2 separate regions of the Mus musculus genome follow, and region 2 is linked to region 1. Evidence: chromatin loops called from intact Hi-C (ENCODE). Cell type or tissue: gastrocnemius. All regions are shown on one strand. Each heading gives the region's core, and the rest is flanking DNA. Links, peaks and the distances in the headings are about the cores only. Region 1 holds the start of Lamb1 (laminin B1). Region 2 overlaps 6030469F06Rik (RIKEN cDNA 6030469F06 gene).

What was found. Peaks named below come from ENCODE experiments on the same cell type or tissue, not always from the same donor. Only the 100,000 strongest peaks of a DNase experiment are listed, where the experiment ranks them.
Region 2: it touches region 1 in a loop (2.0-fold over the local background); 9 of 42 quality-filtered maps call a loop at or near these places.

The regions. Positions count from the first base shown.
Region 1 is chr12:31,254,717-31,268,924 of GRCm38, forward strand. It overlaps Lamb1 (laminin B1), which reads left to right and starts at 10,577. Exons shown (of 33, transcript NM_008482.3): 1 at 10,577-10,885; 2 at 11,975-12,150. The coding sequence starts at 10,849. Gm32899 (a long non-coding RNA gene) reads right to left here and starts at 10,376. Exons shown (of 2, transcript XR_381427.4): 1 at 10,294-10,376; 2 at 3,920-4,140. It overlaps Gm24613 (a small nucleolar RNA gene), which reads right to left and starts at 4,346; the gene lies at 4,217-4,346. In gastrocnemius, for the core only: no CTCF peak of the experiment used is centred there; DNase peaks (open chromatin) are centred at 10,461, 11,193, 11,541 and 12,081; H3K4me3 peaks cover 4,061 bases; H3K27ac peaks cover 2,628 bases.
Region 2 is chr12:31,178,143-31,193,691 of GRCm38, forward strand. It overlaps 6030469F06Rik (RIKEN cDNA 6030469F06 gene), which reads left to right. Exons shown (of 4, transcript NR_102715.1): 4 at 6,421-7,780. Among named protein-coding and RNA genes, the nearest start is that of 6030469F06Rik, 17 kb to the left of the region's middle. In gastrocnemius, for the core only: no CTCF peak of the experiment used is centred there; DNase peaks (open chromatin) are centred at 6,669 and 7,159; H3K27ac peaks cover 1,292 bases.

The DNA.
Region 1 (14,208 bases), core at 6,209-14,208:
CGTGTATTGCTATGATGTGTTCTGGGGAAAGACTCATCTGTCAAAGGCTTCTCCAAAAACTTAATGGCCATAGCCATTAAGGCACTTATTTCCTCATCCCGAATGCTTTCAACAAATACCCGATAAGCATCTCTCAGGCCGCAGCCCTGTGTACAGCACTGTCTATTCTAAGATGCTCTCAGGGCACTTAAAACATAACACACAGGAAAACCGTATTCATACAATACCTGGTAAGTCGGCAGATCCTCACTGTGCAGCTGTAGTGCTCCTGTGCTAGCGCCAGGGACATCACAGCGAGCAACAGAGGTTAAGACTCCCGGATTTATGGTTCATCTGTTCTAGAACTGCCCAGAACATTTCCCTCCAATGAGCACGTGACCAGGTCCTTACTCTGCTTGGTGTAGGACTGAGCAGCTCCTGCACGTGAACAGCCAAACAGCCATCAGTGCTAGGCTGGCTGTGACATAAGGAGAAACTGGCTAGGCAAGAAAGAAGGCAGTTCACAAGGAAGGGTTGGGAAGAGTGGAAGCAGGGTTCTAGTTTTGCAAGCAGTGAATACTACTCGCCATAATGGAAGGTAAATCTGGGTGGGAGGGGAGGCCGATACATGGGGAATGTGGAGACCTCAGGGAGATTAAGAAACGGCCTGCACCCTGATGAAGGAATCTGAACTTTGTACCGTTTCACAGATAAGGAGGCTGATGTGCCTGGACGTGAGGGCACTTCTTAGTGACTGATGCCTTTTAATTCCATGGGTCTTTGGATCTGTATTTCAGAGTAAGAACTTAGCCTACTTCCTTCAAAGAAGAACAGATATTTCTACTTCAAAACAGACTTTCTTGTTAGAACTTTTCTTTGATTTTTACCAATTCAGACAAATACATTCTCCCTGCTTAAAAACGAAATTGCAAGGGAAAGGCCTCGACACTTAATGGGTCTCTTTTATCATCACGTTTTTGTATAAATGTTTGTTTTTAATTCACTAGTCATGTCCTTGCCTAACATGCATGAAATCCTAGGTTTGGAAACAATATTTACTTTCTAACATTACTTTTTAAGATGGTAATCTTCGCCTTGAGCCATTGTTTATTTTCCCAGTAATATACACACTAACGTAAATCTGGTCTTGCTTATGAGTAGACCCTCTGCCACTGTATATAGCAAAGTTACTGGTGCTGAAGAAATGGCTCCTAAGCAATGCTAGCTGGGCCACTTACTGTAGACCTATGATGCTAGCAAGGTCGGCAGAGCTTCCAAAGCTAAAGATCAGCCAAATAGAGATGACGTCACACTCTTGGGTCAGGGGAGGGACCTCTTTGTAGATGATTGGATTCTGGGCTGACCACACTTGATGATCTCTAAACAGAACCACTTAGAAGTCAGTGAGTCCCGAACCCTCACTAGAGTGGAGGAATTTTGTTAGCTATGGTGAAGAGAACCAGCATGCCCAGCGTCATCCTGGGATAGCAGAAGGCCAATATATGAAACAGCACCTAATCCTGAAGTGAAACACAGGAGTGACTGTTTTCTGATGTGATAAAAATGCATCCACTGGGCCGGGCTGGGCTGGGCTTCCTCGGTCTGATTAGCAGCCTTAGCAAGAACAAGCAGGGTACCTGTGAGGGATTTCCTGAGGGATAGACCTTTCTTTCAGGTGAACTGTGGTTAGTCTTGACTCGCCTAGATGGCTACGGACATTGAGGTGGGAAAGGACACAGGACTACCCATGACTGAGAAAGGACACGGCATCTACTAACATTTCCATCACTTCAGAAACACAATGGGGGCCAAGATCCTCTTCTCCCAGGTAACAATTTCTAGACTGGGAATTAGAATGTGTTCCATGAGAAGCCACAAATACTTAGCACAGTGTTCATCTTGCCAATGAGATCCAGTTCCTGAATGAGCCTAGGTAATAATTAACAACCCGGAGCTCCACATGGGTCTAATCTACTCTCTGGGTTACAAACCTGTCACGTTGAGCCTCCAGGACAAAGACATGCCCTGAGCCCAACCAGTTTAAACCATAGGCAGGGTTTTTTTTTTTTTTTTTTTTTCTTTTTAAATTCTGTTTGCATTTCTTAGTACTTACCCTGTGCAGTTGGAGCTGTGGGGAGCTGGGGAGGGGAGGACTCAGGTGCTTATGGGAAGCCGGGCCTTGGCTTTTCAAGTAAAGACAGAATCTGGATTAAAATGCAGAGTTAAAGAAAAATACAAACTTTAAATACAGGAAATATGAAACTGCAGCTTCCTCTCCTCTGGCTTTTATTGGGTTTCTGAATCTTACAGAACTGGGAAAGACAGGCCACATCAACCAGAATAAAAATTTTGGAAATGGCCCTTAAAATAAAAATCTAGGTGGATTGTTTTAAAAGATAGCATCACTAAACTTCATCTTAAGTTGCTTTTGCCCTCTACAAAACCTAGCATCCGACATGGAATTAATACTCAGCTGCCTGCTCGATTTCCTGAGGATGTTTTTCAGTAAACATGGTGAGTTTCTTTTGAATAAAAGCAAAGATAGAACCTAGGGACCTTGAAGGCAGGGTTGATAGTTGTATTCACGTCTTAAGTGCTCAGCTGGCTACATTTATGTTAATCCTGCTATGAATCTATTTTAAAGTTGTTCTTAAAAGAGCTTCCTCCAGCTATCCAGCCCCACCTTAGACATCAGACCCTGTGACTTATCTCTAAAGAGCCAGCTCAGCAACCAGGTGCCCAAATCCACAACCAAAGAGGAAACAGAGAACCGAAGAAACTCGCCCCCCATTAATAGGGTTTCTATGGTGTTCTTGGTAAACATAAGATTAGAACTTTCAGCTGGGGTTGGGGGTGATAGAATCTACTGTTAGGTAGAAGATGTGAAGGTGGGCTGGAGAGATGGCTCAGCTTGTGGTGCAATCAGGAAAACAGGAGTTCAGACCTCAGGATCCACATTTCCAATTTCCAGCCAACTCCAGCCCATCCCTGTAACCTCAGCCCTGTGGAGAGCTAAGGCAGGGGAATTGCTAGGGCCTGATAATTTCCGGCCTAGCAAGAAAAATGTTAGCTCTGAGCTGGGGGGGGGGGGGAGGGAGGAAGAGAGAGAGAGAGAGAGAGAGAGAGAGAGAGAGAGAGAGAGAGAGAGAGAGAGAGAGAGAGACTTTGCCTCAAATTAGCAGGCAGAGAGTGCTGGAGGGGGTAGCAGCTTCTTCTACTCTCTACAATGTAGAATCTACATGGACACACAGGGTCCAGTACTAGCACACATACTGCACACTCACACAGATGCATCAATCAATCAATCAATCCTTCTTTTTCTTTTTTTTTAATTAATTTATTTTTTTGCATTTCATATGTTATCCCCCCACCCCATCCACCCTCCGACTTTTCCACATCCCATACCTCCTCCCCACTCCTCTGTCTCCACGTGGATGTCCCCACTCCCCACTCTACCTGACCTCTAAACTCCCAGGGGTCTGCAGTCCCTTGAGGGTTAGGTGCATCATCTCTGAATGAACAGGAAATCCTCTACTGTGTGTGTGTTGGGGGCCTCATATCAGCTGATGTTTGCTGCCTGTTTGGTGGTCTAGTGTTTGAGAGATCTTGGGGGTTCCAGATTAATTAAGACTTTTGGCCCTCCTACAGGATTGCCCTCTCCTCAACTTCTTTCAGCCTTCCCTAATTCAACAACAGGGTCAGCTGCTTCTGTCCATTGGTTGGGTGCAAATATCTTCATCTGACTCAGCTGCTTGTTGGATATTTCAGAGGGCAGTCATGATAGGTCCCTTTTTGTGAGTGCTTCATAGCCTCAGTAATAGTGTTAGGCCTTGGGACCTCCCCTTGAGCTGGATCCCACTTTGGGACTATCACTGGACTTTCTTTTTATTTATTTATTTATTTATTTATTTTTTTTATCAGATAGTCTTTTATTGAAATATTTTCTTGTTGCTTCTTAACTAGCTGGGCACTCCACTGCACCACTGTTGATGTCATCTATGATGTCATGAGGGTGGCGGCCATCCACATTGCAGCCCACAGACTGTGCAGTACCCAGGATCTCCTTGATAGTTTCAGAAAGTTCTCTAGCCAAAGACCGGTGTCTCATCTGCCGGGCAATGTTGGCAATCTCATCAAAAGTAATGTTCCCACTGTGTTTAACTGCAGAAAGAAAGCACAGGGCCTTTTACAGCTTCCCCTGTCTTCTGAGATCATGGTTCCATTTTACCTATCGCTAGGTTGTTCCCATGCTTTCGGCACAGAGCCATCCACATGTAGGACAGCCCTGTTTCCTAAAAGCTGGGGCTTACTGTCAGCTCACCACTGGATTGCACCAGCCAACAATACTGGTCAGGTGCAGTGGCGGGTGGCTGGTTATTTATTTTTTTAAGACTTATTTATTTTACATTTGTGAGTACACTGTCACTATCTTCAGACACACACCAGAAGAGGGCATCAGAACCCATTACAGATGGTTGTGGGCCACCGTGTGGTTGCTGGGAATTGAACTCAGAACCTCCGGAAGAGCTAGCTATCAGTGGTCTTAACCACTGAGCCATCTCTCCAGCCCCCATTCAATCTTTTTTTTTGAAAAACAAAAATAAAAGAAAATTACTCTGGACTGGGTCTTGCCATCTTCTTGTAAGTGAAACGCAATGGGTATGTAGACTTACCAAAGCCCTCAAAGCTTAGATGGAATCTGCAGCTACTTCAGTGGCTGGTTTAAAGAAAGCAAGCTGCCGAAATCTTAAGCTAAGACCAAATTTATTTGTCACTCCCCCGTTATACATCCAAACATATTACTCAGCCTAGGGAATACATCTGGCTTAGGTACAGCGAAATCATGACACTTCAAGGTGGTCCTAAAGCTACACCTGCTTCCTTCTGTGTTAACCCAAGCTCAAGCAGCCTCCTCCATTGCAGGCTGACAGCCACAAAACTCTAAGTTACAGGGACTAAGAGGCAGTTTCTTCCCAGGAATTCACACACACACACACACACACAATCTCAGTCACTGCAAAAATGTGAGCATCACAGCCATCTCTGAGCCACTCACGGGAAGGAGGGAGGTGGTAATGGCTGACCACCATTGCCACCATTGGAACATTTAGGTTGGAATGGAGAGTACTAGTCCCTCATGGCAATCCAAGGGAAGTTACTAGAGGAATCGACTTAATACAAACACAAGCACAAACAACAGCTTCTACTATAAAGTCTATCGCACTGTGTACCATGACCCCCTGGTGTAGTTTCCCTATGACAGAGGGTAACAGTAATGTGCCTGTGTGTCTTTAAGCAGTGAAAACAAAAGGCTATTCAATTTTATTTATTCATCTGACAAATGATATTCAATATCTATAATACACTAGAACCCTTTCCCTAATGGGAAAGCAAAGTTGGACAAAGTACAGACATAGTCTTCAAAGAGTTATGGGGGACACGACCATTTAGTACAGAACTGTGGAGTGCTGATCTACATAGTATACAGGGGGCAGAGTGCTTACTTTTCTGTTCCTGTGATGAAATACCATGACCAAGGAAAAAGGAGTTTATTTTGGCTTAGGGTTCCAGAGGGATAAGAGTTTGTCACGGTGGGGACCTCGGCAACGAGCAGCAGGCATGGCCGTAGGATCAGGAAGCTGAGAAATCACATCTTCAAACCCAATCAGGAAGTAGAGAGGGGGAACTGGAAGTGGGATAATGTGCTTATAGCCACCTGTCACCTCATGTCTTTCTACCTGTCCACTTTGTTCCTAGAAATAATGATTCTGAGACTTCTCACACATGAATAAACGCTTAGACAAAAGCTTTGGCTCTATTCCCTGACTAGATCATATCTCAATGATCTATTTTATTCTCTTCTCAGCATGCCACGTGGCTGGTCATCTTCTTCTCAGTTTCACGTGTTTGTCTCCTCCTCAGAGTTTGGGGCAAATCTCCTTCACATCTGATTCTATTCCCAGAAACCCTCTCTGTACCACAACTTCCATTTTCATCTTTGTATTTTCTGTCTAAGCTGATAGGCCAACAGCATTTTATTGACAGGTGATGCTTCCATACAGTACAAGAGATTCTCTCTTCAGGGTGAGGCTATGGGATCGCAAGAGATATATTTGCTCCTGCAAGACCATACTTTCAAAACTTCTCCCGACAGGATCAACTGGGGACCCAGGGTTCAAATGCTTAAGTCTATGGAAGCCATTCTTATTCAAAACACTTTAAGGGGTATGCACAAAGGTACTCTGAGACACCCAACTCTTGCCTTCCAAAGCAGCAACACATTCAGGAACTGAGGAAGTTGTAGGAGCACAATACACAAGAACTGGTTTGTATGTGAAATCTGGTATTCCTGCAATGAACTAAGTCAGGTAGTGTTGGTTTTGTTTTTTCCCTTAATCAGCTAAAGTGGTATTATTCATATTATTTTCTTGTAAAAGCAGACATATAAGACTTAAGAGCCGAGCGGTGGTGGCGCACACCTTTAATCCCAGCACTCGGGAGGCAGAGGCAGGCGGATTTCTGAGTCGGAGGCCAGCCTGGTCTACAAAGTGAGTTCCAGGACAGCCAGGGCTACACAGTGTGTGTGTGTGTGTAAGGAGGGGGGTTCAATTCTGAATCTCCAGAAATACACTTCAATCTAATTTTCAAAGTAGCCAAAATCCAAATACTTTTCTAAAGAACAAGCTTATGTAAATAGTCAGGTTCTCCGATCTAAAGATCAAAGCCTTGAATGCAAAGTCCTCGCTGCCTCACTGTTCATCAGAATGTAAGATGATGCACACTTGGCATTTAAATCCTGGGAAATGAGATGACCTGGAAAGTGGTTCTGGGTGGAAGTGTTTCAAGTGGGAATAATACGTGCCTCCAGGAGATACCTGCCCCATATTTTCTCAGACATAATAGGCAATAATCTGCAATCCCACCTGCCCATTCCAAATCGGAGAGTTCTCCAGGGTGGGTATGAATGAAAGTGTAGCTGGCCAGAGTGAAGCCCTGAGCAGGCTGATTACCAAGATAGCCACTCCTCCCAAACTTGCAACATTTTCAGGAAAAAAAAAATGAAGTTGTATATACTTTATTAAGCTGCAAGAATTTGTTCATGTGTAAAATTCGAAAGTATTCCTAAAATGAACTCAATAGGGCAGGGACGTCCTCCTACTAGAAACAAATTCATAGTAGGTAACTAGACATATATGAATTAAGGATGTTTTTACAACAGAGACTAGTCTTAACTTTGATTCAAACCCTGCTTACTGAGCACCTCTCTGGTGGACCTGGTGGTGTGCTGGCCAGTGTCTGGGTGGGTGGGGGAAAATGTGGTGCTTGTCCTTGCTTCATTGTCTCCTGGGAGAGATAAGCGCATAAGCACATAGTTGGAGCATTGGGTCACAAACACTGCATCTGGCTTAATGCTGGAAGAGGGAAAGGCTGTGCAAAAAGCCAAGTGGACGTGCAACTCCGTCACCATAGAGGGCACATGAGTAGTCATGAGGACACACACTATAGCTTTTAAACAAGAGAATGATATGATGAAGGCTATGATTCTGAAGACTCCTGAGAGTCCTGGGGAGGAGCTAACTGGAGAGGACAGGATCTGGAAATAAGAATGCCAGGGCTGGGGGTGGGGGGCTGGGGAGGCAGCTAGATGCTAGGAAATCAGAGCAGGACCTCATGGTCAGGTCAAAGGAGTTGCTGAAGGAGATGTATCCATGATTTGCGAGCTGGGCTGGCTTCATTGACATGTTATTTATACCCTCTGCTGTCACTGTCATTATTAACAATAACGGAGTTCCAAGTTTGTTTCCCTGCTAATCACACCAGGACACATGAAAGTCCCCGGCTTTCTAGGTAAGGGGTGAACCACGGCACCAATACTCCAAATGACAGTTAACTCATCTTGTTGTCTGAGGGTGGGTGGAAGGATGAGCTCGGTTGTGCATCAATTTTACGTGCCTGTTCATAAGCAAAGTGGAGCCACTTGGTGGCCTGTTAGAAAGTTCTGAGTCAGATAAAGGATACAGATGTGGACAGAGAGGAGGACAAGGGCAGTTGGTGGAGCCCCTGGATGTGGATGACCGTGTGTGAATGGAGGCAAATAGAGAAGATATGACCTTGGGGAACACTGGTGTTTACCGGATCAGAGATGGCAAAGAGAAATAGAAAAGGTCAAATCCTGGGAGAAGCATCCGAATTGTGTCCTGGGCGCCCGGACGGAGGAGTCTCAAAGAGGGAGGGTGTGGTCATTTGAAGCATATGTCCCTACAGGGACAAAGAGGACCATGGCGTGGGTGTGTGAGTGTGTGTGTGTGTGTGTGTGTGTGTACACTGCACTGCACTGCACTGCATTCAGCTGAACAAGCTAAGAGCCATGGTAGAGATGGAAGCAGGCAGGATTGTGGTGGGGCAGAGGTGGAGCTGTGAGGAAGCAGAAACCCTAAGGACAAGAGCCTGGGCTACAGAGAGGAAGGAATGGAAGACAGGGGCTGCACGGTGCTCCAGGGCTCCTTTCACGGCTAGTTAAGATGAAAGAGATCCAGCAGCTTTTTATATGAGCATGTTGCTCTTAGCAGAGAAGAGGAGGCAAGTCTGAGGTGGGCTCAGTGAGCTCCAGATTCAACGAGACACTGTCTCAATAAATAAGGAGGATAACGGAGAAAGATACCAGATGTCAACCGATGGCCCCCACGCACATGCGTCACACGCAAGCGCAAAAACCCTTATTTAGTTTTTGTTTTTAGTAGTGTTGGTTCCTGTGAGCGAGGTGGTCAGGAAAGCAGCCAGTCTCTTGAGAGTGTTGAAGGTGGCTGACCCTTTATAAAGAGAGAGTTCACTGACCAGGGGCAGGGGGCCAGCAGGACTTGTCTGCTACTGTAGCAAAAGCCAGTCTCAGAAAAGAGGAGTTGTGGGCTGGAGAGATGGCATTGTGGTTAAGAGCACTGACTGCCCTTCCAGAGGTCATGAGTTCAATTCCCAACAACCACATGGTGGCTCACAACCATCTGTAATGGGATCCAATGCCCTCTTCTGGTGTGCCTGAAGATAGCAACAATGCACTCATATACATAAAATAAATAAATCTTTAAAAAAAAAAAACCACCAAAGTGTTAAAGAAAGGAAGGAAGGAAGGAAGGAAGAAAAGAGGAGTTGAATGTCACCTGCAACTTGGGTAGATGTAAACCAATATAAAACTTTAGTTCATGGCCCTAAAGGTTGAGCAAGGAGCATAGGTTGGCATTATATTATTAGACACCCATTGCAGAATGAAACCCTTTCGACTGTAGGGTACTCTCAATCCCTGCAGGCTGTGCAGCCAGCCGTTGGGAATCCCAAGCATCTGCGGGGCCAAATACTGGAGAAACTGCATCGGGGCAAGGGCTGATTTGGAGAATAATTAACACAGGTTTCTAAACTCCAAGAACAGCGAACTCTATGGTCTAATGATTATAAACTTCCCTAGGCCCAATTTCGTTTCAGCTGAGTTAAAAACTGACCAATCAGCCGCTTAATCCCTTCTCCTTGTGATGGCTGGAAAGCAATCACACCTGACTAGTCTAACAGCTGACTTAAGCTCCCTCATTCCAGGGTCAGACTAAGGAACACTTAAGGCAGACAAGTTGGGCTCTTACAAAGGTTTGGGGTCTGTGGTCCCCAAGCTCTTTTTCCTTTCTAAGGTTTCCCCAGTGACAGAGACCTTCTGTTTACCCCCACTTAACCTTGAAGCGCTATGAGAGGCTTCCTTAGAGCACCCCCCCATTTCCCCTCCCTGCGTGCTTAAGGTGGTTGCAGGATTCTGTTTGTAGTGTGGAGAAGGGTGTCTCATCAAAAATCTCCAACTTCCTGGCTGTGTCAACCCTTCCACCGTGAAGTGGGAAAAGGAATTCAAGAAATTACCCGGGATCAGGTAACACAGGTTATTTTGTGTATATTTTAACAGAAGAGAATTCAGAGCTATAACCCCCTGGGTACCAGAGATTATAGGTACGTCCCGAATAAATTCGTGCGCAAAGAATGTGCAGCCACTGGTGTCCTTCCTATGAAATAGGAAGACACCACACATGTAGCACCCACCCACGCAAAGCTCTAGCTCTTTGATCCTGAGTCGTGGTGTAAGGATGCTTATAGGAGCTCAAGTTCCTAAGAGCCAGACAGGTTGACCCTTTTTCTAAGGGCTTAACCTAGCTCACCTCCCTCTAGCGCTAGTTGCCAGAGTTCCTAGCCTTGGGCACATTTCGTGACTCACTTCTTATAAACGTAAATGTATAAGTCCGCGGTAGGTCCTACCGGCCCCCTTTGCCGGCCGATCTACACACCTACCTCCGGGACCAGCCCCGACGCATCCCTCCCCAGCTTGCTCCACTTGGGAAGCGCGCCCAGAAACGGACCCGCCAGCCCACGCTGGGAACTCAAGTACCAATGCCCTACAGCTTCAGCAGACGCTGCCTTAAAACAAAAGAGGCGCCTGGGGAGGTGGGACCTGGACCTCAACCCCCACCCCTAGCCAACTTGCTGTCCTCCGCCCCCTCCGCCCCCGCTCTCCATGTGCGCATGAGCAGAGACGCCTCCCTCGGTTCCTCCCTAGGCGAAACTTTCTAATTCCCTTCTTTGGGCCGGTGGGCTGCCAGGAGCGGGTTGAGCGCTCGCCCAGCCGGGTGAGGAGAACAAAGTAGTTAAGCGACTTGACCCCCTTCCTGGGCCCAGCCCCCGCTTCCGTGGGAGCGGCAGGAAATGGAAGGGCCCCTCTCCTCTCTCCCAACATTTGCCTTTTCTCCCCGCTACCTCTCCAGAAAGGAAGACCCGAAGAAAAGACAGGCAGCTTGCCTGCTGCGTCCTCCTTCCCGTGCCGCGTCCCCTCGTCTGCGAGGACTGGACATGGGGCTGCTCCAGGTGTTCGCCTTTGGTGTCCTAGGTAACTCAGTAAGGGTTGGGGGGAGGGGTGTGCTCCGGCATTAGGGAAGAAAACCCCCAAACCGGTTTGCCCCCGCTTTGAAGGCAGTTTTGGGGGATCGGGGGAGAGAGAGTGGTTGGAAATGACGCCGTGAGATCGCCACCGCTCTCGCTTCGGTGGTGGCCAGGGACCGCGCACGCGGAGCTCCGCGGACCCGCATCCACTGGGTTCTGCGCACAGAGCTCGCGCTCCTGCAGGTTTCCGAGGTGATCGCTCCAGGGCTTTGCACCTTTTACCAGTTAAACGCTGTTTCCCCACTGCGGAAGGCAGGCTCCCTGCTGTGGCTGGGCAGACTGCGGAGGGTCCTGGAAAAACCAATTACGCACAAAAGTGTCGGGGCCCAGAGCAGGCTTCGACTTGGGAACAGATTGGAGCCATGTGGCTTTAATTAACCATCCTTGTTTGTCTCGGGGTGGCACCATGAACAGTTGGGCCGGGTGCTTTGCTGGAATGGCGAAGCGTTGAAGCCACTACAGAGACACACCAGTCGTCTCTAGCTCAGGGCTTCTGTGGCAAACGCGGTGCCTCACCCGGCGCAATCGCCGGTGACCCTGGCGCGTGCACGCGGACATATTTTTGTGCCCCCCCCCCGCCCCCAGACTAACCACACTCACACCGAGGATGCGCGCACTGCCATGTGCACGCGGGTTTTCATTAGCGGGTGTGCAGCGCTTGGCAGGGTCAACCTCACTGCGCCCTGGTCCAGGCACTTCGAAGTGACCGGATCACTCTGTCCACCTTTCATAGAGGGGTAGATCAGAGTAGACAAAAAAGTCAGTTGTATTTTCTGGGTGCTGCGCTCAGCTGACTGCTAGTCAAACCTAATGACGATTCTGAGTCTTTTTTTTTTCTTTCATCCTTCTGTCTTTTCCTTGTCCCAGCTTTCCAGGCCTTTTCTGCGCCTATCTCTCCACCGTGTTTTTTCTATGTAGTCTCCTTTCTTTTTAATCCTCTCTGTCTGCCCCTCCTGCTGTTTTCTTTTGCCCTGGCTTGTCGGTTGCTTTTTTTTTTTTTCTTTCTTCCTAACCTTGTTGCTTTTCTTTTCTGTAGCCCTATGGGGCACCCGAGTGTGCGCTCAGGAACCGGAGTTCAGCTATGGCTGCGCAGAAGGCAGCTGCTACCCTGCCACTGGCGACCTTCTCATCGGCCGAGCGCAAAAGCTCTCCGTGACTTCGACATGTGGACTGCACAAACCAGAGCCCTACTGTATTGTTAGCCACCTGCAGGTAAGACACGAGTCTAGAGAATGCATTGTGGGCTGCATCCTCCTCCTGGCCGATCAAAGGGGCTTGCCCAGGAGACTCCACATCCTGCTGTCAATCCAGATAGGAAGTACAACCAGCAGAGGAGCCCCGGGATGAAGCCAGTAGCTCAGTCCCAATCTCCATTTGCACAGTCGCACCCGCCAAACATTTCCTGCCACCTAACACCACCATCAGTAGGAGAAGCCCGGGGCTGCAGATGAGCTTAGCCTCTGTCCTGTGCCCTGTACGGTCCCCTGTATTTTATTCTGTTGTTATTTATACTGTTTGATCAAACCCTTTTGAAATTGTGTATTGTAGATGGTTCAGTTCTCTTCTTGCATTGTTGGTGTTGGGTTTCCATCTTTGGCTTGAGTATAAGGACGCCCCAAGCGCTGAAGTCTTTTCGAGGTGATTCAGTCAGGATCAGACATACTTCCTTACTGAAAAATGCCCTGGTTGTCATGGCATCATCATAGTGGAAGACGGAAATGAAATTAATGAGGGGCATATGCTTCTAAAAGTGGTCTCAGGTTTTAGATTTCATTGGCCATGTTTAGATAAGAGCTAATGTGAGTTTTATCTCCACCACCGTCCTCCCACCACCCCTACCTCACTCTCCGGGGAAAAATAAAAAGAGGCTGGAAATGGAATGGGGCCTCTGACAGTAACAGGTGTTAGTCTGTGGGTGACCTGGGCTTTGCACATGTAATATAATGGCGTCACAACATGGCCAAGTGGATTCCACTCCTTTGCTTCCAGGTTTATCCAGAGCTGTCTAGACTGCTTCCTCCTGATTAGAGGGAGGCTATAATTAAACTTTTTTTTTTTTTGTAGTTCTGGTAATTGTTCTTCAGAACAAGTTTCCTTGACTACAAGTTAATGAAGGCAATTCATGTTACCTTTTCTAATGTTAGCATTTTCATTTCTCCTAAAATGTCTTGCTAACATTTACTTCAGAGGTCAGAGTGCTCTCTGTCCGTGAGTCACCAGATCCTGAAATCAGCTTCGTCCACAGTGAAAACTTCACTTAAAAGCAAGGAGCGCCAGACTCCCCTGTTTGTATGATTAGCTGTGACACTGTAGAATGCTTGTCTGAGATCTCAGGATCTCCCCTCTCTGTGAAACACTGAGGAGTAGAGAATGAAAACATGGTACTGTAGTTCCTGATCCCTTTGTACCCCAGCCCTGACTGCCCCAGGGGTCCTGCCCCATCCCCCATCTTTTGGTGAGAAGTTAATTAAATAGATGCAAATGTTAAAGTACAGTCTATATTGGCATTGTATTATCTCTGACTAAATTCTGATTATAAGATGTGCATTGGTCTGTAGCTATTTCATGCTTAACATCATTTTTAGATGTAAAAATAATCAGTATTCTAGAAAATGTAGGCACAGAGCCAAGCTCCAAATGAGAACAGAAGTCCTAAGTGTTGTTTTTGGTTCACTGTGACATGCTGTGAAGAGGAGAGATCTTACCCTAGAGTGGCTGTGGCTCCCATTTAGAAAAAAAGAAAACAAGAAATGAATTTACTTCTATGGAAACCAAAGTCTGTCCTCATTCTAGCCTGTGCTCATGTGGGATCCTCAGAAGTGCCCTCCGTTCATGGTGATCCCAGCACAGGACTTCCTGCCCCAGATACTCTGAGCAGTTTGCAGGTCAGCCTGCTCCCCATCCACCATCCTTGGATAAAGCAGAAGCTAAGAACCTGGTCCTTCAGGATGCGTTTGTTCATCTATGGTTCCTGCCTCACGTAGGCTTTAGAAAATCAGGCAGACAGTTTTGGGTTTTGTTCTTGTTTTTGTTTTCCTTTCCTTTCCTTTTGCACTATGTCAGCAAAAACTCTCCGTTACCTCTTTTGCATGTGACTTCTGAGGAAGCTGCACACAGAGATCAAGATGTAAGCGGAGACATTTAATTTTGATTAAATTAGTAGCTTATGGAAACAATGCCCTATTTTACTCTTGATCTTAAGTTGCAAGAAAGGAAGAAATAGTTTTCTGGATCATTTTGGACAGTTCAGTAAGTTTAAAAGTGAGAAAT
Region 2 (15,549 bases), core at 3,581-11,580, 79 kb before region 1:
ACAACAGATTAACTAGAGAAAGTTACAAATAACGTGTTAGAGGGGAAACTCAGGGTGCTGGTAGATTCACAAGTAGAACATGGGGTTAAGAGGGAAAAAGGAATGAAAAAAAAAATACAATCAGTTTCCTGCCACATCTCAAGGCTAGAGTTTAGTCTTTGTGCCTCAAGTCCATGTCATTGTCTGAGCAAAAAGATGATGTGCTCAGTGTTCCTCCAAACACTCGAGCAGGAAAGAGACAAGGAGCCTACAGTAGTTATGCAGATGGGAGTAAGAGTCTTAAGTTCAGAGGTGGCCGAGAACCACCAGAGATGGAAATACAAATGGACATAAGCAAAGACAACAGTGAGGGAGTCCTTTCAGTACTCTAACTGGAGAGCCAAGAATTGCAAGCAGCTTTCCTGGTAGCTCTATGAAAGACTATATCTATATTTTATACATGGGAGTATTATGTGTTATATGTTATATGTTATATATCATATTATATTTTATATTATACAGTACATATTGCATTTATATTTATATGAATTTAAATATTATTATATATAAGTATGACTATATTTTATAATTTAGTAGTTATATACAATATGTAAGATATATTATATATTATTTATATGTTTTATATATTATAGATGATAGATTGATAGATAGGAATAAGACTTTTACTTCCTTCTGCATAACTGCAGACTTCTTTTCACTCTCCTGCTAGAGTGTTTGGAGAACACTGAAGCACATCATTTTTCTGTTTAGAAAATTTCAATGGGAGGCTGGAGACATGGCTCAGTGGGTAAGAGCACTGACTGCTCTTCCAAAGGTCCTGAGTTCAAATCCGAGCAACCACATGGTGGCTCACAACCATCCGTAATAAGATCTGATGCCCTCTTCTGGCGTGTCTGAAGACAGCTACAGTGTACGTACATATAATAATAAATAAATCTTTTTTTTAAAAAAAGGAAAAAAGAACATTTCAATGGACTCATGGCACAAAGACTCTAGCTCTGAGGTGTGGCAGGAAACTGTGAAACACACACACACACACACACACACACACACACACACACACACACACACACGCCCCTGTGGCTCAGAATACAGAATGTGTGTGCACTCGTAACACAGACATCACCAGAGAGCTCATTAGAAGCGCAGCCCCATCTAAGACACGCTGTCAGGTCTACACTTTAACAGTGTCTACAAGATGCCTGTGTAGTATAAAGAGGTCCTACTTTATTTTCTTTTGGAAGTGACTTAAAACAGAAGAATGGAGAACGAGCCACCAACCTTTATGTGGAGAAAATCCAGCCTAAAGTCACAGAAAACTGATATTGCTTACATTTGATAAAATATAAAATTTAATACCGTATAGTGCTAATGCTAATTCCATAATATAGGTTTCTCTGCATAATGCTAGAAAAATGGTCAATTTTATGTTACAAGATGAACATAGTTAATGAAGAAAAATGATAAAGAAATCCCACGTGGCTTGTCCTAAAAGCCCTCATCACAAAGGTCAGAGGCTGGTCAGAGGACACGGTTAAGGGTCATAACAGTGATACGCTTGAGTAAACAGGGCCTCAGAGGCAGATCACATCTGACTTCAGGGCCACACACTCCTGTTGAATGAGCGAGATGCCTGTGACACAAAAGTCCTATGACATCGACAATGAGACATGGATCAAGTGAACACTGAACCCAGGGTGGCAAAGCCTGGAAGCAGGGCAATCGTAAAGTTTAAGCTAGGATGGCAGATGAATGACCAAAACATAGTATAAAAAATAACCATGGTGAGGTAGGAGTGGGTGGGTGGGTAGTGGGCACTCTCAGAGAAGTAGGGGGAGGGGATGGGGGTTTGCAGAGGAGCAACAGAGAAAGGGGTTAACAGTTAAAATGTAAATAAATAAAATATCAATAAAAAAATAGCCATGGTATCTGTAGTTTTAGGGAAATTGAAGTACATAGACATCATTCCTCCAATGACGTTTGACTAGTAAAAATGGCAACTGAGGCTTAGCCTCTTTTGAGAGTTTCTTTTTACTTATTAACTTTATTTATATGAGTGCACTGCAGCTGTCTTCAGACACACTAGAAGAAGGCATCAGATCCCATTACAGATGGTTGTGAGCCACCATGTGATTGCTGAAAAACTGAACTCAGGATCTCTGGAAGAGCAGTCAGTGCTCTTAACCTCTGAGCCATCTCTCCTGCCCCTAGTGAGAAGTTTGTAAGAACAGAATCAACAAGCCATAATAACAAATAGCAGCCAGGCATGGTAGTGCACACCTTTAATCCCAGCACTCGGGAGGCAGAGGCAAGCGGATTTCTGAGTTCGAGGCCAGCCTGGTCTACAAAGTGAGTGCCAGGATAACCAGGGCTACACAGAGAAACCCTGTCTCGAAAAACAAACAAAAAAAAAACAAAAAACAAAAAACAAAAACAAAACAAAACAAAACAAACAAACAAACAAAAAACAAATAGCAACTGATCTGAAGACCATCCAAAGTTGTAATATGTAAGAATTCATTGAACCTGTATACCCCAAATATTTTATGTTTTCTCCACCTTTGTCCTTGAAGTTTCACTCTTCAAGGACAAAGCGTTGAAGAAGCACAGCATTGATGCCCATTTTAAGCACCACAAAATCAGGTACAAGGGCGAGCAAGCTTGGTCAGTGGGCCAGGGTGCCTGCTGTCAAACCTGATGATTTGAGTTTAGCTCCTGAGACCCACATGGTAGAAGGAAAGGATCTATTCCTTCAAGTTGTTCTCTGACCTCTACAGGTATTCTGTGACATGTATACACACACACACACACTAAGTAAATACCTGATATATACATATATGTATGGTATTGTTTTATTATATATATGGTATTATTTTATATAATGCCACAGTAAATAAGAATTGAATATTTTGTCTATTTAGGTTATTGCTAATAGCACAAGACATTAGAAGAACCAAAACCTTCTCAGTTTTACAGAGGAAATAGTTTAAAGAGATGACACAGAGATAGATAGGAATAAAGACATAGAGGTAGAGGCAGAGAAACATGGGCCTCCTGCATGACTCCTTGGGGCTACTGAGTAAATGGTAGTTCCCTGACAAACAATAGCATGGCTGAAACTCTTGAAGTAAGATATGGCTGGTGCAGTTGGTTAGCTAAACTGGCATCTGTATTCTTTATAAGATCTTAGCAACAGCTTTGCCAATGTGTAATGCATATTTCCAGCAACAAGGAAATTATTTCAGGATTGACAGAGGAAATATAACACCAAAGGAAAGCTGGAAACCAAGCCCTTGGGCCCACGAGAGCTGGGTAAGCCATGTTGGCTCTCATCCTGTACCACAAATGAAAAGCAGGTTCATGCATTCAGAACTCGGCATGGCCCTGAAGATGCTGACCATGGAAGCTCAGATACGCCTTCTAAAGAGAGACAGAGGGAAGGAAGAACTGTGTTGAGAGTAACTAGTCTTGGAGAAACCATAGCTTTAATTCTCTTCAAAGCTAAAGTTCTAAAGCTAGGTTCTGGAGTTGTGAGGTGTCCAATCTTTGAACCTACAATTCCTTGTCAGGTTTGCAAGAGGTTGTAAGGAAAGACTTTCTTCCAAGCTGAGAAAGAAGAGGGTACTATGTGCCCTAGGGTAGTGCTGTAGACCCCAAAATGATTGTTGGTCAGTGCTGGTGTGATACCCAGAACCTCCTTGGACCCTGAACTCAAGGGCTTTAAAAGGCCCAAATTATACTTGGCCATCTAAACATAATTCACTCAGAGTAACAGCCTCTGTTGGCCTGTTTGCTCATTTGTTTCTTCATTACACAGAAATATTGGAGCATCTCTGTGTGCATATGCATAAGTTGACACACTGCAGAAGCAAATGGAAGCAGACGGGGCTACCCTGCTAACAAACGAAGCCTGTGAAACAGTTGCATATATACCGTCAAAGATTTTTGTTGTTAGATAATCTCACTGTGTAGCCCAGGCTGGCTTGGAACTTGCCACCCTCCTGCCTTAGTGCTGTGCCCCTATGTGAAAAGTGAAAGACCTCGTGGCTGAAACTGCTGAACGGGTAAAACAGAACACTTGCACGTGAAGCCTGTCCTTAAGATTTCTGTGGAGGGATGAACCGTGTGCACCAACAGGTAGGCAGCAGGCAGCGTGGGGCTTCAGATGAAGGAAAAAGACGCTGCCTAAGAGTCTGAGAGATGCTTCAGCCTTCCTGGCCCTTCCTTCTCCCAACTTTGTGAGCACCAGTGTGGTGAATTTGCTTTCTACTCTTGCTTCTGTGTTCACGCGACACCGCATGAACCTTTCTGACCCTGGGCTGAAAGTGTCTCTCTCTTCAATCTGGGATTCTCCGGGAGGGAAGAAGAAGAACTGCTCTTCTCTCTTCACCCCTGGGGCACAGGCCATTGGTCCTCTTCTTGTACTAGGTTTGCTCTGGGGGGGGGGGGGGGCGGGGATGTTTAAAGTTACCCCACAGATGCTGCATCAGGAAATCAGGGACCAGCCAAGAAATCTGCATGTTGACCAGGTACCCCAAAATGATTCTGGCCCAGATAGTCCATGACAACACTCTGAGAGACCCGTTCTGAGGAACCATCTTTTGTTTCTTGACAGAAATGGCCATCTCTGTGTAGCTGACATAAAATAACTCCCCTTATATTCAATTCAGAAATGTCTTTCCCTGGTATTCTGTATTCTGACATGAAAATGTAATTAATTGGGCTGACGAGATGGCTCAATGGGTAAGAGCACTGACTGCTCTTCTGATGGTCCTGAGTTCAAATCCCAGCAACCATATGGTGGCTCACAACCACCTGTAATGAGATCTGATGCCCTCTTTTGGTGTGTCTGAAGACAGCTACAGTGTACTTATTTATAATAATAAATAAATCTTTGGGCCAGAGCGAGCAGGGACTGGAGCGAGTGGGGCCAACTTGAGTGAGCGGGGCCGACTGGAACGAGCAGGGTTGACCAGAGCAAGCAGAGGTCCTAAATTCAATTCCCAACAATCACATGAAGGCTCACAACCATCTGTACAGCTACAGTGTATTCATATACATTAAATAAATAAATAAATAAATAAATAAATAATTTAAAATATGTATATAATTAATTGCTTCCATCTGAGGGGTAACATAGGGCACTCATCAAACAGGAAATGATATCTATTAGAAAGTAAATCACAGAGTCAATTGTGTAAGTTGATTACAATCAAAGAATACATAATAAAGTCATATTTTTATATGAGCTTTCTTTCGGTTTTTCAGAGGTGTGTGTGTGTGTGTGTGTGTGTGTGTGTGTGTGTGTGTGTGTGTGTTTGTAAATACACACACATACTATCAGTGTCACACTGAATCCACTAGATTTTCATGGGAATTCAAATGCATATTTTTTTTACTAGCGAATCATTCATCAAAAAATCTTACAAGGGAATGTTGGAAGCAGATTAATGAGGAGGGGAAAGTTAGGGAAGGGTGGGATCTTCGGCTACGTTTAGCTAAGTCCTGATCTCTCAGGGAAGTGAAAGCATAAGTCACACAGCAGAGTTGTCCTCTATGAGGCACGGGAGCTGGCCTGCTGCATTCTCACATCCAGGAGTTGGCTGTGAGCAGAGAGCCTTCCAGAAGAGGTGCCTGTCAGCAGCCAACAGAAACTCTTAAGATAAGGGGGCACTTGTGGTATTGGCACACAAAGGGGGAACTGGCATCGCACTCTCAGCCTCTGCTCAAACCCACTGCTGTGTACTCTTACCATGATTTTGACATTCACCTTTGTATCCCGTGACTGCTAATCTTGACTAGAAACATAAGAACCTTCTACTCATATGCAGAGTCACCAGAATTACAGAGTTTGTGTTTATATCTACATTGGCAGTTGGTGTATATTCCACACAGATACATGTTTAGCCAATAGACTCACTTCAGTATCTCTCAGTTTAAGGGATCAGGGTAATATTTTGTAGGATGTCAGGATTGTCCAGACCCTTTAGACTTATACCATGACAGAAAGAAGAGAAGAAAAAAAAAAACTAACACAGTAAGACGTCATAGATGAACGAGCATGTTTCAGTCCTCAGGTGATCAGGAACATCTTTAGACAGGCATCCTGCTTCCTGAGACATCAGGCCAGCCCTCTATCTGTCAATCATTGGCTACGGGCCTCTCCAGGGACTGTAGGGAATTTAGAGGGAGATGAAAGTGTGTAGCTTTCTATTTGGGGACCACAACGAGCAAGTAGCTAGCTGCAAGTGGTTCATGAGTGCACCCATCAAGACAAAAGGGTGGAGAGGGGCTCTCCTGTACCACTTACTAATACTCCTCATGTTTGGAAAACACTACAGAGGACTGACTTTAAATATAGGTCTGACCTCTCAGAGCCAGTATGGCAGATTTTTACTTAAGTTTCTGTCTCCCATACAGGACTCTGCTTCACTCTGTGACAAGGCCCTGGTCTGCTCTCTATATCCTGTTCAGAGGCTGATGCATAATTGTTACCAAACAAGCATTCTCCAGACAGAGAGCAGCTCCGTGCAGATCACAGAGCAACTTGAACTCCAGTCTAAATACTTTGAGTATTATTCTGTTGGCAAAGAGGACGTGTTTGAAAGGCTTTGCTGGCAGCGGTGTGGAATACAGACCGGGCCAAGGACGGGAAGAAGAGAACACCCAGGAGCTCTTGCAGGAACACAGGCAGAGTTGCGTGAGGCAGAATTTGAGCAGAGGCTGAGTATCTGCGGTGGGGAGGACACAAAGATAATTAATGTGTGTTATTATCTCCAGGGTCTAGATGGCCCCGGGCTCGCATTCAGTATAGAGATTGTCAGGAGTTGGAGTCTGGCAAGTGTGTTAGGAGTTCTGTGCTTATGTGCCCAGAGGCAGATGGAAGAGGGGTACCCTTTCTCAATGCTTGGACAGAATAGATACAGGGAAACAAGTGAATGTCTGTTATTTCCTTGTAATGCAAACAGAATCCCTAAAGTACACACAGGAGTATTCTTTTCCCTCCATATTTTGGACAGAATTTCACAATTGTGAGAAAACCATGATTGTCTATATGGAACACGCTCAGTGCATCGGTGCATGAGTCAGTTAAAGTGAACAGCGTCTGCTTTCAGCTTCATCCTTGAAAGCAACCCAGGTTCCAAGGCTGAGGCTTGAGCACATCATTCTCGCCGGGCCTCTGGACCGAATCCAGGTTAGAAGAATTGGTCTGTGACTCAGATACATCATATACACTCCAGGAAATCCTTTTCTTTTTTCTTTCTGAGCTTTTACAGACCTTGACTATAAGGTAAGCAATTTACATTCTTCCCTGTGACTTTTGGCCAGATGTCTGCTATTGTCACTGCTTTGTGAGACCCAACCACCTGGGAGCCCAGTTATGTGGACTGGACTTGGATTTGTCAGGGTTCTCCCTGGGGCTGGCCTGAGATTTATCATCAATAATATTCCTTTTCCCCCCGGGGACTTCGCCGCAGCTGTTCACCATGAAGCCCAGGTACACATTAACTCCTACCTCCCAGGGGGAGAAAGCAGAGAGAAACATATTCCTGAACTGTTTCCATATCAGCTTTGCTAGAAGAGTAATCAGAAACTGATTTGCAAGAAGAAGTACATCTGGGAAGCATTATAAACCAAGGCTGGAGCTGCACACAGTGTGTGCACATGCACTTTGTCCAGGAAGAGAAGCTAGAAGCTGGAGTGATAGGTTTGAGAGGACAGGCTGAAGGAAGTAGCCACTGGATGTTTGTGTAACAGTAATAAACAACAAAAATAACATAAACTCTTCCCTCCTGGGGTTTTTTTTCTCCAAAAGAAATTAATCACTAACATGTGTGTAAAGGTTTTCAACCAGAGGTTTGTCAATAGAGTCTTTTGTTTGTATTCAGATCTTACCCTACAGCCAGAGACTCTTAAGCAGATGGTCCCTCTCACGCCCTCCTACCAAACTTCACACCCCCTCAGTTCCTGGAGGAGAGCTGAGAAAGAATAGATGCCAATTAGATAAAAGAACTTCCTAACACTTTCTGTGCTGATCTGACATCCAACCCTCGCCCTGCAGCATCCCTGTTTCCTGTGGGAGTGGTCTTAGAGGCCTCCAGGCTCCTCAGGAGACCACATTCTGGAGGTAGCCATTGCACATCACGTGACCAGAGCCGGTGACCCATTTTGAGACTCTTGGCAGGTCACAGTCCCCTCTCTTATAAATGAAAGGCAAATGAGCATAAGATCCATTTGAAAAGAGCAAATACATATATTTGTTCATAAAGTTTCTCCTTGGCATCTCAAAATAAAACCAACAACAGCATCAAAACCTTTTCCAAATCGTAGCTAATTATTCTGCACGTGGTCCCCCTACCCCTGTGTATATATAACATCTTCTGAGGGATTCCAGCTTGTTGTCCTTTGCTCTGCAGTCCAGAGCTGATGATGGCCATGATTAGCTAACTCATCATATCTTTTAGAGATGTGTTGATGATTAGACCTGACAAGAATGTTAGGGGTTTTCCCAGGCCTATGAGCTACAGACAGGGGGAAAATGTTCTTCCTCAATAGATCACAATCTACACTTGTAGGAGAGAATCACTCTGACAGTTTTCAATTCCAACATCATTATAAGCAAACTAATACTTGCAAATTCAACTCCATGCACTATCTGTTGTAAGTGCGGTATATGAGGATATATACTATATGACGATGAGGGACTTGTTTCCTGTACCCTTGGTCTGACATTCTTTGGTTCCTTCCTGTTTAGTCCACAGCTGACTAAACTATCCAGGTCATAGTCAACACTCCTGAAGGAAGCAAACACTGCACATGTAGGAAGTCAGAAAGAGTACCTCTGGCTTTTGCCTCTCTTTTTGCTCCTCTCTGAGGAGCTGGACCACATATCAGCTTTGCAACCAAGGATATGTAAATGCGGAAATAGAAATATCCAAGGAGGTAGCCCCCTTATCATGCACGTACTATGTGCTACACTACTCTGTATTCAGTATTTTAATGTTCCTAACAGCTCAAAGATGTTGACTGGGTCTTTATGAGATGAAGAGAGAGTTAAGGAGAATCTCCATCATGCAGCAGATCCAGGATTGCAGCCCAGAGATAGCCTAACTCTAGCTTCCCTTTCTGTTCCTCTGATGGCACTGAAATGTAATAAATGCTACAAACCCGAAACAGTCAATTGACTCTCTGTAGCTTAGACTCAAGGTGGGGAAAGTTACTGAGGTTAAGGTCACTCATTCTGCCTCATTGGAGATGATAGCAAAATGGAAGGAGACCCTGTTGATATAAGCATGTTAGCTAGGACAGAAAGTATCTGTCCCATATTGTCTCCAAGGAAGTCATTCAGCCCAGTCATGGAAGAACTCCAGAGGGGCCATTAATATATCATCAAAATGCTCCCCAACCCCCAGCTAGTGTAGATTTTAGCCTCACTCGGGCTCCACAGGGAAGCCATTCACAGCCTAGGTGGGATGCTACCGGGTGCTGTGGCCACTTGGGCAACATCTCTGTACTTTTGTCACTAGACTTTAGAACTATGTCTTTAAACACAGAACTATTCTGCTTCCCACATCAGTCTGTTTAGAACAAGGTGTGCCATAGTGTAAGACCTCTATTCTTCTCCGCCTTTGGAAGGGGATCCGGTGCTCATTCTCACATCCTGGCTGATTCTGTTAGTATCTCAGCAGAATTCTATTACAATGCTACTTCCAGACTCTAACGGAATGGTTCTTCAGTAGTAGAAATGTATCTGTTTAATTATCCCAACTGCCAAATAGCTAGTGTTGATTGGATATTACAGTTCGCCCTAGTAATGACCTAGAGTAAGTTTTGTTTGTAGAAAAAGTTCAAATTGCTTGGTTGAAATTGCATTTTTGAATGTTTGTGGGAATATTCTAATTTCATGGTTTAATTATCACACTCGCCCTAGAGAGTTTTGCCAGAACTTGGGCCCAGTTGCTTACATATTACCTTATTGGCTTCTTGACTGCAAGAAGAGTTAAAGGTTTTCACAGAGACCCTACAGCCTCAAGGCCAAATATACTCACTATCTAGCCATAACTGGGCAGTGTGTGAACCTCTGAGTTAATGAGTTATATACTTAAGTTTTATAAATTATGCCTTGAAAGTTCAATTTTAACGATCAAACACTTAAATCCTTGAACTCAGTTGTATTTCTACTTACACATTAACCCAGGTATACATAGCTTGGATGCCATTTCAACAAGTTTCAGCCATCATAACCTCAAGGCATGTTTGGGGACCATTTAAACTATAGTAGAGTGACAAGATCTTTTAAGAGGAAGGAGGGAGGGGGAAGAAGGAAAGGAAGGAGGGAGGAAGGGAGGCAGAAGTTGTACCCAGTTAAAATTTAATTTCAAGAATAACAAATTTTAAAAAAATAAATTAAATTTTAAAATGACAAATTTTAGTCTATGTCTAAAATGTTACATTAGATATAATTATATAGAGCTGGTGAGATGGCTCAGCTTAACCGAGCACTGACTGCTCTTCCAACGGTCTTGAGTTCAAATCCCAGCAACCATATGGTGGCTCACAACCACCCATAATGAGATCTGATGCCCTTTTCTGGTGCATCTGAAGACAGCTCCAGTGTACTTATGTATAGTAATAAATCTTTGGGCTGGAGCGAGCAGGGACTGAGCAAGCAGAGTTGACCGGAGTGATCAGAGGTCCTAAAACTCAATTCCCAACAACCATGTGAAGGCTCACAGCCATCTGTACAGCTACAGTGTACTCACATACATAAAATAAATAAATAAATCTAAAAAAGAGATATAATTATATAAAAAATATATTCAGTTTCCATGGCATGTATTTTATCTGGGCGATCTGTATTTTGTCTGACCACCTTAATCAAACTGGTTCAGGCTTGCATACCACTTGATAGTTGACATGAGGTTCCATTGTATTGTGGTAGGAATGAATTCTCAAGTTAGAAATTCAAACAATGATGCTTTCCCTGCCCATGAGATCTGCCGTCTCCCTGAGGAGTGTTACCTAGGACTGCGCCTATTAACAAGTTTATGAGTTACAAAAAATAGAGGAAATTTCAGTCTAAAAGGTTGAACCCAGGTTGGAGAGATGGCTCCATAATTAAGAATGTTTTCCTGCTGAATCACAGGACCAGAGTTCAGATTCCAACACCCATACCCGGCTGTTCACAACCGCCTATGACTTCAACTCCAGGGGATCTGACTCTCTCATTGGACTTCCATGAACAAACAAGCATACACATGGGGACATAAATAAAATGAATATTAAAGATAAAATTTATAAATAATAACACCACCCAGGGAACTTAAAAGAGAGAGAGAGAGGATGATAGAAAACTAACGAAGTCGTAAGCCTGTAGAAGATATTATTATTGACAATCATGACACTCAAAGTTATTCAAATCCAGATCCTGAGTATCTCTAATTATTTACATTCCAAGGACTATGGCGTAGCATCATGATATGTGATTTATTATCTGAATGTGTATGGTCCCAGCACTGCATTGTGTAAAATTCAGGTCTTGCTCTCAAAGAGTTCTCAGTTCAAGACCAGAGAGAGAGACAGAGAGAGAGAGAGAGAGAGAGAGAGAGAGAGAGAGAGAGAGAGATCACTATTTAAAAGATGTTTTGATAGGTGCAGTAAGTAGATAATTTGAAATTAGTTTTATAATATATTCATCTGGTTCATTTTAAAGCAATCATTTTCTTACAAGTAGCAATGGAAAAACCTTAGTCTATGAATCAAAATTAAGAGAGCAGCTTGTCTTGGCCAGCTCTGAAAAACATCAAAAGAAGCTCTAGATCCATGCTTTAGGCTGAGACAGAGATTCAAGGGCATGTGGCTTATTGAGAGCGTGACTCCAGAAAAACGAGAGGCAAGGGAGATGAAAGAGCAGAGCAAGGATCCAAGACTCAGCCTCAACTGCAGTAAGACTTCCATCTTGTCCCACTGGGCATCAGAGCTAAATGTACCTGGAGGCTGATGTTAATAAAAGAAACACAGTTTATAAACAGAGAACATACAGAAACATAAATATACCAGAAGATATAATGAAGTAAAAATATGCTCATGAATGTAAATGCTAAGCATGAGGACAGCCATAGAGGCAGGTGTACTGTAAACGTGTTAGTGAATTTAAAACCATGGGCTTAGTCTCTCAAGTGACACAGTACTGTCGAGGCTTTTTTTTTTCCTTTATGCTTGTTCAATGGAACATTTACAAGCTGTAAGAGCATGAGATCATTTTCCATTTTATGAGGATGTCTAGTATTTCTGATTCCCATCCACTAAATGCATAACTCACTACACCCTAGTACTGTGCTGACCAAAACCACTCCGGTGATCCTCTAAAATGTTTCCAGATGGAAGTTCCTCCCATACCAAGAAGCTCTGGGCTTAAAGGATGGAGATTCAGACACAGTACGGGAAGAGAAGTGTAGGTTTTACCAAGTACAGTAGATTATCTAAACAAAGTACCTTGGATAGGACTTTTGTGATGGTAACATAGAGAACCAGCAGATGGGGAAAAAGACGTTAGAATGTCTATGGGTACCACTCTAAAAAAGTAGCAAGAGGGTGAAGAGTAAGTTATACTCTAGAGAGATTTAAGATGAAGAACTGAGTGGAACTGTGGCTGACATGGGGCACATCACTGACCAATGGGGTCAAGGCTAACCAATGAATTCTCCATTCAGAACTCAGTAGATGATGGCATTACTCAGCAACACAACAGGGTAGTGATGCTGCTGACCTGACACAGCATCTCCAGGAGGGAGATTCTATGTTCGGTGTGCACAGAACGGAAAGCAGGCTTGGACATGCATGGGTGCTGGTGCTTATAGGACAACCAATAAGTAACTGGGTCCATGTAGCTCTGCAGCTATCCAGAAACAATTGGTCAAGAGACATAAACTAAAGGACACCAAGGAAGCAAGCGTGGAGGAAAAGGCAGGCTGATGTGAGTCCCAAGTGACACATACACGTGGAAGACAGAGATGCTTCGTCGGCTTGGAAAGTAAAAATATAATAAAAAGCAAGTCAATATGAATTTTTTTATTTTCTTTGCCATGATGAACTAGTAACTGTAAACACCTAACGATTTCTTGAGTAACCGAAGATCACAAAATTATAAAAGTCGCAGACAATTTGAAAGACTGGGCTGAGTGTCTTCTTGAGCCATGACTCTGAGGTCAGTTGTTTATGCAGTGAGACTCTTAGACAGCAGAGTTTGAACATGCATCTTCTTTTCTCATTATCTCAAAAGCTTGGCCTCTTTCCCACCAACTCGCTGGAGGATTTCTGCGGCAGCGAGCAGGATGTAGCTGAGTTAGAGCAGCAGAACTGTGTTGAAATGGCCTCGGGGGTGGGACCTCGAGAGCTCCCAGCTGTGTGTGAAAGGCTCTTGGTCAGCATGTTCGCACAGCTGCACAATGGGGCCCTGGGTGAGTGTCCTAAATGGCTGTGCTGAGCAACTGTGAGCCCTGCAGATGCCTTTTGGAATGTGGGCTAATAGATCAATTTTAGCATCCACTCCAAACAACAGCATTCCCATCAGCCAATAATTAGATGCCCACGGCGGTCTGCTGACATGGTAGAATCAGACCATTCAGTGTGGTGAATATTCAATGAGGACATTCACTGGGAGACTTGGAGTGAGCCTGCTGGGGCAGTGGTCCAAGACATGGATTTGGAATCCTAGAATTTGGGGGCTTGGATGAACTCTAACCAAGGTATTTCTCTCTGAACAGATAATGGTGTGTGGGTCCAAAACAGGTATATAATCTGCCATTCACCTAGCTACAGCTCTGCTGAGATCTGGAACTGGATAAGTCTTTGTGTGGAGGGAAAGGAGTTTCCCTTGTGGCATCCAAAAAATGTGTCCTAACTTTGTCAAATGTCTCCTTAAGAGTGAACTCAGTCTGAAATGGAGAGGTATCCACTGACAGCTATTTTGAGGGTCAGCTCACTGTCTCATGAAAGGTATGGAAAAGAGGCAATAAAAAACTGCTCAAGCCAGGCAGTGGTGGCGCATGCCTTTAATCCCAGCACCTGGGAGGCAGAGGCAGGTGGATTTCTGAGTTTGAGGCCAGCCTGGTCTACAAAGTGAGATCCAGGACAAGCCAGAGCTATACAGAGAAACCCGGTCTCAAAAACAAAAACAAAAACAAAAACAAAACACAAAAACAAAACACAAAAACAAACTGCTGGTGCTGCATGCGTTAGTTTTTACCACTGTAATGAATTCTCAAAATAACTTGAAAATCAGGGTGTATTTTGGCATACGGTTTCAGTCTACAATTGGCTGGTTCCATTTTTTCTGGACCTCAGATAAATCAGACCAAAATGGTGTGAGGGTGACGTGGAGTAGCAGGACTCGCTCTATGGTGGCTAGGAAGCAGAGAGACAAGAAAGGGGCCCAGGGAAACATTAGTCCCTTCTAAGACACACCCCTAGTACTTATTTCTTCCAGCCAAACCCCGCCTCCTAATTTTTATCACCTCCAATAACTCTCATCAAATTATAAATCCAATGGAGTCATCTACTGATGAAGGCAGAGCCTCCTGAGCCAATCACTTCTCAAAATCCCTACTTTTTAGTAATGCTACAATGGGAACCTAGATTTCAATGTGTAAGCCTATTCCAGACACTACAAATCTATACCATTAATGTGTTCTTCTGCCCCACGCACATCAGCAACTGAAGGTATAATGATACCAAGAGTAGTAACATTCAGAAAGCAGTTGATTCAAGCAACTTATTAAGTCTTTACTTAGGTTGCTCAGTAATGTTTATTGAGCACTTACCACATGCCAAACACGGTTCTAAGTACTACACAGGTAATATTGCCTTTGACCTACAGTACTACAGCTCCATGCTCCCATGTGTAAATTCTGATCTAATAGTTGAGACAGATTAGAGGGATACCAAGGTCATGTTATGAAGGAAACATGAACCAAGCTACTAAAGATCAAGATATTTCTCTTCCCCTCCCTTACCAATATTTCCCTTCCTCTGTCCCCTGCAGCCTGCCAGTGTCACCCTTAGTTGGGTCCAGCTGCAGTCTGTTTGGAGGCCAGTGTCGACTGTCATGGCATATGATTTAAAAAAAAAAAAAAACTAGAAAAAAAATGATGGTTTACAGTGTTGGTGGTTTTAAAAGCAGGCAAGGAGATTTGGGAGATTTTGAAAGGAGGCTATAGAGAATATGACTATTGTTATACTATTTTTTTAAAGATTTATTTATTTATTTTATATGAGTACACTGTCACCCTCCTCACACACACCAGATGAGGGGATCAGATCCCATTACAGACGGTTGTAAGCCACCATATGGTTGCTGGGATTTGAACTCAGGACCTCTGGAAGAGCAGTCAGTGCTCTTAACTGCTGACCCATCTCTCCAGCCCGACTATTGTTATACTATTATTCAGCAGGTAATATTGCCTTTGACCTACAGTACTACAGCTCCATACTCCCATGTGTATATCGTATCCTGAACTGTTTCCTACCATGCTTCATTCATCCACTGAT